2 separate regions of the Homo sapiens genome follow, and region 1 is linked to region 2. A link is a loop called in an ENCODE intact Hi-C map of the cell type or tissue named here. Cell type or tissue: Caco-2. All regions are shown on one strand. Links, peaks and the distances in the headings refer to the core of each region. The heading gives the core; the rest is flanking DNA. Region 1 overlaps LOC101927026 (a long non-coding RNA gene). Region 2 overlaps LOC132205950 (a long non-coding RNA gene).

Evidence for each region. Peaks named below come from ENCODE experiments on the same cell type or tissue, not always from the same donor. Only the 100,000 strongest peaks of a DNase experiment are listed, where the experiment ranks them.
Region 1: it touches region 2 in a loop (4-fold over the local background); 1 of 110 quality-filtered maps calls a loop at or near these places.

The regions. Positions count from the first base shown.
Region 1 is chr16:9,467,344-9,472,730 of GRCh38, reverse strand. The region is part of intron 1 of LOC101927026 (a long non-coding RNA gene); the gene reads right to left. Among named protein-coding and RNA genes, the nearest start is that of LINC01195, 15 kb to the right of the region's middle. In Caco-2, for the core only: no CTCF peak of the experiment used is centred there; a DNase peak (open chromatin) is centred at 3,050.
Region 2 is chr16:9,543,650-9,549,036 of GRCh38, reverse strand. All of the region lies in intron 1 of LOC132205950 (a long non-coding RNA gene), which reads right to left. Among named protein-coding and RNA genes, the nearest start is that of LINC01195, 91 kb to the right of the region's middle. In Caco-2, for the core only: no CTCF peak of the experiment used is centred there; a DNase peak (open chromatin) is centred at 3,066.

The sequences.
Region 1 (5,387 bases), core at 109-5,108, 76 kb after region 2:
CTTTTTAATTTTAGACATCTTAAGTCATAAGGCATAAGTCTCATGTCATAAGTCTGAAGTCATAAGATGTAAGTCTTATGTCATAAGTCTTAATCATAAGATTTTTCTCCTATGTTTTCTTCTTACAGATTTAAGCATTTATATTTAGGTCTGTGATACATTGTAAATGAAATTTCGTGTATAGTGTAAAGCAGAGACCAAGGCTCACATTTTCCTCTCTAAATATCCTCTTTTTCTATCACCATTTGTTAAAAAAACACCCCATTTATCCAAGTGAATTCTTAAAGTCTTTGTCTAAAATGAGTTGATCATATGTGTGGGTTATTTCTAGACTCTGTCTTTACACCGATACTACACTGTCTTGATACTGTAGCTTTATTTCAAAACTTTTACAGTCTTGATATGGTAGCTTTGAAATTGAGTAGTGCAGTTTCCCTAATTTCTCTCTTGTTTTTCAAATGGTTTTGGCTATTCTACATCTTTTGTACTCTACAAAGCCTGCTTGGGTTTTGACTGGGATTATGACTATAGGTAAGTTTGGAGAGAACAATACAATAACAATGTTATTAGTTATCTACTGCTACATAAAAAAAAATCTCCAAACACAAAATGACAGCATTTAGTATCTCAGAAGATTATCTGTGGGTCAGTAACATGGACATGACTTAGCTAGGTCTTCCAGCTCAGGGTCTCACTCAAGGATGCAATTAGGTGGCCTAGACTGCAGTCATCTGAGGGTTTGACTGGATCCATTTCCAAGCTCACTCAGTGGTTATTGGCAGGATTTAGTTCCTCACAGGTTGTTGAACTGACAGTCTCACCCTTATTGGTTGTGAGCTGGAGGCTACCCTCAAATCCTTGCTATGTGGATCCTTCCATAAGGAAGCTTACACCATGGCAGCTGGCCTCATCAAAGTAAGCAAGAGAGAGTTAGAAGAAGACAGTAGTCAGTCTTCTAGAACCTAATCTCAGAAGAATCATTCTATCATCTTTGCCATATTCTATTCATTAGAGGCAAGTCACTAGACTCAGCACATACTAAAGGGAGAGGATTACGTAAGACGTGAATACCAGGAGATGCTGATCATTGGAAGCCATATTAGAGGTCTACCTACCACAATCATATTGAATATGCCAATCCAAGAACATGGTATCTCTCTCAATCTCCCCTCTTTTTCCTTTTCAATTGCTCTTAGCAATGTTAATTGGTTTTACTATTAAAGTTTTGCATATCTTTCATTAAATTCATTCCTAAATATTTTATTTTTGATCTTCTTCTAAATGATATTTAAATTTCATTTTTTAGTTCCTTATGATCAACAAATTTAAACACAAGTGATTTTTATATTGACCTTGAATTTTTTGACTTTGCTAATTTCATTTATTATGTCTAGAATTTTATGTAGAATTTTCTATGTAGACAATCATGTCATCTGAAAATAGAGAAAAATTTTACTATGCCTTTCAAATTTCCATACCTTTGTTCTTACTTTTGATGCCTTGTTGCACTAACTAGTTCCCCCATCTAGCAAAAAATTTAATAGTGGTAAGATATTCTTGCCTTGTTTCTAATATTGTGGAGGGTGGGGGCAAAAGCATTCACTAAACAGTATGTTAACTGTACAGCTTTTATAGATGCTGCTTATCAAATAGAAGATGTTCCCTTCTGTTTCAATTTCCTAAGAGTTTTTCATCACAAATGGGTTTCCAATCTGTTATCAAATCCATTTAGTGAATTTTTAATTTAAATTACAATACTTTTCAATTCATAATTTTCATGTTTTTTATGTAATTTCCATTTTTTGTTGATATTCCTTATCTGTTTACCCAGAAGGGCCATATTTCCCTTTAAGTTCTTGAATATATCTAATTAGATGCTTTATATTCATAATAGCCAAGTATGAAACAACTAAATGTCCATCAGTGGACAAATGGATAAAGAAACTTATTTCATGATGAAATACTAGTTAGCTTTAAAAACAAGGAGAGCCTGCCATTTGCACAACATGGATAAACCTGAAGAACATTATGCTAAGTGAAATAAACCAGGCACAGAAAGAAAAATATTATAAAATTATTTTTTCTAAAGTCAAATATATAGAGGTAGAGATTAAAATATTGATTACCAGGGACAAGAAAAAGGAGTAGTGAAGAAATAAGGAAATGTAAGTCAGCTGATATGAGATAGTACATATATAGGACTAAGAAGTCTGAAGGTCTAATGTACAACATGAAGACTATAGGTAATAAAATTGTACTGTATTTGGAATTTCTGCTAAATAAGTAGATTTTAGTTGTTTTTGCAACAAAAAACAAAAAAAAGATAATTTGTGAGATGATGGATATGTTAATTTGTTTCACTATAACAGCCATTTTATTATCTGTATGTTACCCATAGCATTATATTGTATACGTTAAATATACACAATAAAATTTATTTTAAATAAATTTAAAAATCAACCAATAAGTTGATGCTTTATATTCTTTTTCATAATATCCATCATCTTGGTATTGATTTCTATAAACTCACTTTTGTTCTTGACAATGAATGGTTAACATTTTCCTGACTCTTTGCATGTCTAGTGATTTTTTAGTGTATACTGGACATCAATAAAGGAACATTATAGAGACTCTGGGTTCTTTCACTCTAAAGAATGTTGATTTTTATTCTCTAAGGAGGATCAGTTACTGAGGAATCACCTTTAACATGTGTAGTCTTGGCATTATGCTTTGTTAAAGTAGATCTATAGAATCCCCAAGGTTTTTCCTAAGCCCCTCAAACTCCAAATGTTGATGTCTCTGCAGATTTTGCCAGGCTAGATTTTAAGCTTTGTTAGAGAAGATCCAGAGAAGACCTTGCTCTATAATATATTCCCACATCATAGGAGTATTTTTCCTGGTTTCTCATCTGGATGACCAACATGTTAACAAGGTTTCTCAACTGTGGGTAGACCACAACTCTCACATCTCCTAGTACTCATTAACCTGCAGTATTATCTTCTGTCAGCCCATGACAGTGACTCACTGGTAAGTCTTGCATAATTTTGCTCTGCACATGTGCATCCCTCAGCCAAGGAATCCTTTAGAATCCCTACAGAGACTTACTGAGATTTCTCTGTTCAGCTCCCTCCTTTCCAGTGCCCTGCCTTATAGCTTCCAGCCACTTCAGCAGTCCTGATCTCTGATCTCTGCCTCATCAGATCAGTAGCACTGCTACTTCCTACCCAGGCTCCAACTCTCTGCACCGTGATCCAAAGATTGTCCCAGCCAATACCACACTGATGTGGGTCTTACTTCATGAGTTTCCCACACTCCAGGATCACAGTCTTGGGCTGCTTACTACCCAGTGACTAGAAGCATAAATTTTGTTTAGTTTTATACTTTTTTAAAGCAGGGAGGCTAACCCAAAGCCAGCTGCTTTGTCAAGGCTGGAAGTGGTATGATTTCTGGCATTTTGATTTGGGGGAAGGACGGTCCTCTTCATAAAGAACCCACTTCCTCTCATTCCAAGTTGCTTTGAGCAGTAGCATTGTGGGTCAAAAGCCCCCACTGTGCTTCTTCTGGTATCTGATTATGTCAGGGCATGTCCAGAGGGTCTGTGGGGTAGGCCACTTTAGGGCCTATACTCATCCTAACAGAAAAGAGCTCCTAAGAGAAGTGGTCCAGGGGTTGGTGAAGAGGAATGAGTCTCCATTACTCATATCTCCTTCCATTCCAGTAATGTGGACAGAGCTTAAAATCCTAGAAAGATTGAGAGAGTGCACAATAACCAAAAATTCCCATTTGCTGACATTTTTGAAGAAAGTTGATATCAATTGTAATAATAGTATTGGTTGAACACTAACTACATTCCAGCCATGGCTAAAGAGAACTCTCCATGAACTAACTTACGTAATTTATACAAAAGCCTAATGACAAATGTTCTGTAACTATCCTGATATTTTAGATGAGCTTAACCAACGTGCTAAGAAAATAAGTACCTTCCCCATGGTAAACCAGCTTAACTAGTAAAAATGGAACCTTGCACCTTTGACGATCATTCTACCCTCCCACTCAGTACGATGTATACCAAGCAATCTGAGATGTATTATCTCTTTTAATTTTCTTAACTACTCAGTAAGGCCAGTAATTTACAGATGAGAAAGCTGAGGCTCAGAAAGGGATAATTACTTTACCCAAAGTCCTTTACCTGATGAGTAGGAGCTCTGAGCTTTGAACCCGGTTTTATCTGATTCCAATCCAATGCTCTTTCTCTGGCCTCCCATGGAAAAAGTCCAGGAGTCCCCAGGGAATTCAGTGAAAAGAGAAAAAACATTTCATGGCTATTTTGTCCATCAACATCTGGCATTGATGGTCTCAACCAGGGACATATCTCAGCAGCAGGAAGGGGAAAGAAGTGGATAAGAAGTGCTTGGGCTTGGGTGAGGGTGTAGATGAATGGGGGTCCTACAAGGGTAGATCCCACACCGACAGGGAAATATTGTTTGTGCCTGGTGTTGAGACCTATTCTTATCACTATACTGAATTGGCCTGAGGGGGAAAAATTGTTACCCCTTTTATTTCACAAACTGCTTTGGAAAGTAGAAAAGTTTAGTGTTGGCAATTTTGGTCTCTCCTCAGCATGAGCTGTTTCCAATTGGGTTTGTAATAAGATAAATGATAAAGGTGCTGGCCCACAGGAAAAGAGGAAGGCTAGCATTCTGATCAGGGAAGTTTGCTTACACCAGTAATCAAACACGGTCTGAGTATGCGTCAGAGAAAGAGACGCAACATGAATCAATCTGAACCTAAAATGACTTCCCAAAAGAAGATTCCCCTGATAAGTAAGCAAGCCTCATAGAAAACAACAGCACAGTTACTTGCCTTTCTATTCCATTGCAACTGTACTACTTACTAGCTGTGGGTCCTTAGGCAGGTTATTTCACTTTTCCAAGCCTCAATTTTGTCATTTATAAAAATGAAAATAATAATGGCACTAATAAGACAGTATCTGTCAAATAAACCAGTGGCTTTAATGCTGAAGGGAGATCTTCTGAAGCAATTAACACTTGAACAAGACCTGAAGGATGAGACCAGGACAGACATACAAAAATCACATAAAAGAATATCCCAGGAAGGGTCAGGAAGCATCAGCGGAACAGCAAGTGCAGAGGTCCTAGGGCAGGAAAGGATGTATGTGCTCAAGAAAGAGAAGGACAGTGTTGCTGAAACACAGAAAGCAGGAAAAAGGGAGAGAAAATCAGCTGAAAGCAGGGTCAGATCATGTAGGAATTTTAGGAGATGGTAAAAACGTTGTGTTTTATTCCAAGTGTAAAGGATGGTTTTTAGAGGATTTTAAAGTGAGAGAATAACATAACTTGGCTCATCCCAGACTAGCCATGGACGAA
Region 2 (5,387 bases), core at 124-5,123:
TTCGAGACCAACCTGGCCAATATGGTAAAACCCCATCTCTACTAAAAATAAAAAATAAAAAATAAAAAAAATTAGCCAGGAATGGTGGTGGGCACCTGTAATCCCAGCTACTTGGGAGGCTGAGGCAGGAGAATCTCTTGAACCCAGAAGGCAGAGGTTGCAGTGAGCCGAGATTGCACCACTGCACTCCAGCCTTGGCAACGAGAGGGAAACTCCGTCTCAAAAAAACAAACAAGCAAAAAACTCCCATTCTTGACTCCAGTTTCTGGAATTCTCAATTGGGAAATTAAGTACAGTTTAGGGTATCAGTAAAGCAGAGCCCCAGAGAGACTGAGCCTAAAAGAGAATTAATAAGAACATCTGAAAGGAGAAAGCAAGAGCAAGCAAACAAGAATAAATGTATTTCAGCACAACTATATAAATGTGTGTATTTTGAAAAACAAAATTATATGTTACTGCTTACTGTTATTTTGTTCTAAATTGCATATGGCAGCAGTGTGATTGATATTTTCAGAGCGCTGGGCCTCTAAATACTCCAACTGTACCTTATTGATTTTACCTTGTTATGTAACCCTATATGCACCAATGCACCCCACCACCCCCCAACCAGGAAACAGAATAGCATGTGGAAAGGCCCTTTGGCAGAAGAAAGGATGGAAAGTCAAGTTGCAAATGGCAGGCCAGTGTGGCTAGACTAGTGTGAGGCGGAAGGAGAATGTTTTAAGACAACTATGATGTGATAGGGCATTTTAAATGATCCCTCTGGCCTCTGGAAGCCACATGGAGAAAAGGTTGAAAGGAGTGAGCATGGACCTGGGACAGCAGGGGCAGCATCCCAGATGAGAGGTAGTGATGGAAATCACTACTGATACTTATATGACTTAATAATAACAATAAAGTCTAATTCCACCTCTCATTTATGCCTCACAAACAGACTGGGGCGTGTACTGCCTCTGCTCAGAACAAAGCCTAGAGCTGCCTCATCTTGCAGATTCCAGCCCAGGACAAGCGGAGAACAGTAAATGTCAGAATCAGACAATTTGCAAAGACATTAAATCCCCAGCCCCAGACCTAGCTGCAGGTCTGTATGCTACAGGACAGAAGCATAATTTTCCATAACCCAGAGCGGACGTGAAATGTGAAGACAAATCCCAATGCAGGTATTTGGTGACCGAGAACAGAGACTTGGAAGAAAGAGAACGGAAGCAGGAGTAATTGAGGAGCTGTTCTCTGCTCATTGTTCCTCTATCCCCTCATTTAATCCTCCCAGCCACCCTGCAAGGGAGAGTTTACTCTCCCCATTTCCTAGGTGAGCAAACTGAGGCATAGAGGGCCTGAATCCCTTTTTGATTTATAGACAGGGTCTTGCTCTATTGCCCAGGCTGGAGTACAGTGGCACCATCCTAGCTCACTGAAGCCTGGAATTCCTGGGCTCAAGCAATCCTCCCACCTCAGCCTCCTGAGTAGCTGGGACTACAGACATGAGCCACCATGCTCCACGAAGGGACCGAATGCCTTGACCAAGTGATGGAGCCATCTTGACTATGGTTTCCTTGTAACTGATTCCTGAGTTTCTGACCTTAGCCACAGTGCTAGATAATCACTCTCCCCAGGGTTGCAGCAACCTCAAAAGAAGGGCCCTAATCTCATGACTAAAACAAAGGCCTATGTGACTCCTAAGAGAAATAAGGACTAACACCTAGTCCCCACCCTCCATATGCATGTCTCCAAGCCACGCACGGGGGTCATCGCACGCTAAGACGCTCTGACGGAGGCACTGTTGATATTAATACTCCTACTCAGTAGATGAATAAATGGCTCTGAGAGGTAAAGTTACTTGTCCAGGGAACACAGACGGTTGGGTGGATTTGAGTCTGCACTATTTGTTCTGCCTGGGAGGAGACAGGTCATAGTGCATAGGTAACATGATTGAAGACATCAAGCTGCTCTTTTATTATTTTCACATTGATACTGAAGAGTGGCATAACTGTTATGGAATGTATTGTTCTTGTTTCTTTCTCTCTGCACATCCAATTTATAAAAAAAAATAAAAATAAAAAACCATGCACTCTTTTTTCAAAGTGCAGAGGATCCAATCACTTCTAGCCACCTTCAGTGCTCATACTTTGCCCCAAGACCCCGTGGTCTCTCACCTAGATTATCACAATGGCCTCCTGATCAGCCTGTCTGCATCCATCCTCGCTCCCCACCTATCTGCCCCCTCACATGAGTGTCAGAACGGTTCTGTTAAGATGTAGTCGGGTCAGAGCACTCATCTGCTCAAACCTCAGCTCACTCAAGGTAAATCCCACATCCTTCACAATGGCCTACAAAGCCCCATGTGATCTGATCAACACCTCCTATTTTCTCTTCCAGCTCATCTTCTCTCTCTAATCCTCTCTTTTCCCTCTGCACTCTCTCTGGCCCTCAGGCATGCTCCTGCCCCAGGGCCTTTGCACGTGCCCTTCCCTGGAATGCTCTTTCTTCAAATACCTGCAGGCTTCACCTTCACATCTCTTTCAGGCTCCTACTCAACTACCATCTCTTCCAAAATTCTTCCCTGACCACCCTGTAGGACACACCCATGTCCCTCTCTACCTTCCATACTCTGCTTTACTTTTCCCCTGTGACCCCTGACATAGCACATATTTATCTCTGTTTTTTGTTTGTTTGTTTGTGTTTTCAAATAACCTACCTTCCACACTGCAAAGTAAGCGCCATGAAGCAAGAGAGGGAAGTGGCTTTGTTTGGTCTGCTGCTGTATGCACAGTACCTAGGACAATGTCTGGTGCAGAGAAGGAGGGCAAGAAATATTTATTAAATGAATGCGTGAATAAATAAATGCTCGGGATAGAAAAAATCAGACATGAGGACATGAGGCTTTCCCTTATCAAAGGCCCCCTATTGTAAGGGTAAGAGAAAGGAAAATGTGTTTATAGTGCACCTACACTGTGTCAACATGGCAGTTAGGAGGGCAGCTCTGACTCAGACAGGGCTAGATCCAGATTCCTGACTTTGCCTCTTGCTAGCTGGGTGACCTGGGAAAATTACCTGCCTGCTCTAAGCTCAGCCCCCTCACCTACGCAATGTGGATACTGAGATCACCTGCCACCAAGGATGTCCTAGGTAGGAGATACAAAATGCATTCCAAGTGCCTGATGCCTGAGAAGTGGCAATAAATATTAGCTATTCAAATTTTTACATCAGCTGACCTCCCTGAGACAGTAAAAGTGCCTCTTCCCTGAAGTACAATCAGGACTTTCAAATTTATTTTTTTTCAGATGTGAGGTAATCAGAGTGCAGAGAGGAATTCCACCAGATAGAAAAATCCAAGAACTGACCTAAATAAACATTCCTCCCTCATATCATTTTTGACCTTTGCTATTTAAACTTTGAAATGATGCAATACACGGACGCTCCACCTGAGATACCCAGACACCAATTACCTCCACATTTTAATCTCTGATTCCAGACTTTGATGGCCTGCAGTAATTCTGGAAGCTATTTTTCCGGATAAGAAAATGATCAGCACGTATGCCGTACATAAGTAGTATTTGGGCTTGAATGGTCACAGAAAGAAGGCAGCAGGGAGCACGTTTGTTTGAGGCACAGGTATTTGGTTGGAAGAACTCTGGTCCAATAGTCCTATGAGTAAGGTCCTGAGAATTAGCACAGATCATTTACTTCTCTCTTGGGTCCCCTGGGGTTAGCTTTTACATTTAGGCAGAGACCCCCAAGCTTGCATGTGTCACTGTGATAGAGGACGTATTTCTCCTATGCTGATTCTGCTTTACTTGTTCATTAAAATCACCATCATCTGAGCAAAAAGGCAAAGTGTGGAACATTCGGTATCTTGTAATCCCACTTATGTAAATTATATAGATGTGTGTTTCTTTAAGCACTGGAAAGATATCTGGAAAGATGCTCTTTAAAATAGAACGTGGTTAAATGGCTATTTAGGGCTGATGGGAATTTGGATGAGTTGAGGGGTTTTTTGTTGTTTTAATCTTCCTTGTATTATTTGAAGTTTCTAAAATTTCTGCAAATTATCTGTGTAATAGAAAAGAAACAATAAAGCTATGTTCATTTCCAAAGGAAAAAAGTCATCACCATCATTACCATCATCATCATTATCGTGATCATCATCATCACAAACAACATTGGACCGTGGCCAGTTACCATGCTTGAATTTTCCCGTATTTGTGGCAGAGCTGGGGTCTGGTACCTAGTGGTGCCCATTCTAAGAAGGCCAACTGGGGGTCGGGCATGATGGCTCATGCCTGTAATCCCAGCACTTTGGGAGGCCGAGGCAGGTAGATCACGAGGTCAACAGATCAAGACCATCCTGGCCAACATAGTGAAACCCCGTCTCTACTAAAAATACAAAAATTAGCTGGGCATGATGGCATGTGCCTGTAGTCCCAGCTACTCAGGAGGCTGAGACAGGAGAATGGCTTGAACTGTGGAGGCGGAGGTTGCAGTGAGCCAAGATCGTGCCACTGCACTCCAGCCTGGCGACAGAGCGAGACTCCGTCTCAAAAAGAAAAAAAGAAGGCCAACTGGGAGGCCAATGAGTTGACTGTTGGTTTCCTAATGAATGGAGGTTGCAAGTTATTTGGGCATTTGTCAATGGCATCTAAAAGTCCTAAACTGATGTGCCACGTGGGGCAGTGCTGACTCTCATCTTTCCCACTTCTACCTGTATTTGTAGAAGTGAGCAACTTGATGGGGGTCCAAATGCTGGCAGTCTGTTTGTTGAACAGAAGTATTCTAACCCCCTTAGCACAGAGGCAAGTGGGCAAAAGAGAGGGCACAGAGATTTCTGGTCACTCCAAGCCATGCCAGGCTGAAACTTCCTGGCGGTGTCGAGGAAAAAGGCTGATGAATTTCCCTCATTTATTCCTTTATTAATTAGTACGTGTTAGGCATCTACTGCAGGGCAGACACTAGATCAAGGCTTGGATGTGATCCAGAAAAAAACACCTGTCCTCATGGAGCCCACAATCTAGAGGGGAAGGCGGGCAGTAAACGTATAGTAAGGCTTTGCAAAACTAATCTTAGATGGGCAGTGCTGAGTAGAATATAAATCAGACACTGAGATAGTCTAAATCAAGAGTCAGTAAATCACAAACTAATAACGATTTTTTTACATTTTTAAAGGGTTGTAAACAAACAGGATAATATGTAATAGGGACTTTTGGTGCCTCATAAAGCCTGAAGTATTTACTCTGGCCCTTTGCTGAAAGTTTGCTGATGCTTGGAAAAATCAAAAAGGACACAGGGAGAGGACATGTAAAGGCAGAGAGGTCAGAAGAACCTCTCTGAGGATGCAACACAAGCTGAAACCTGACCAAGCAGGACCCAGTCACGGGAATAGCCCACATGGT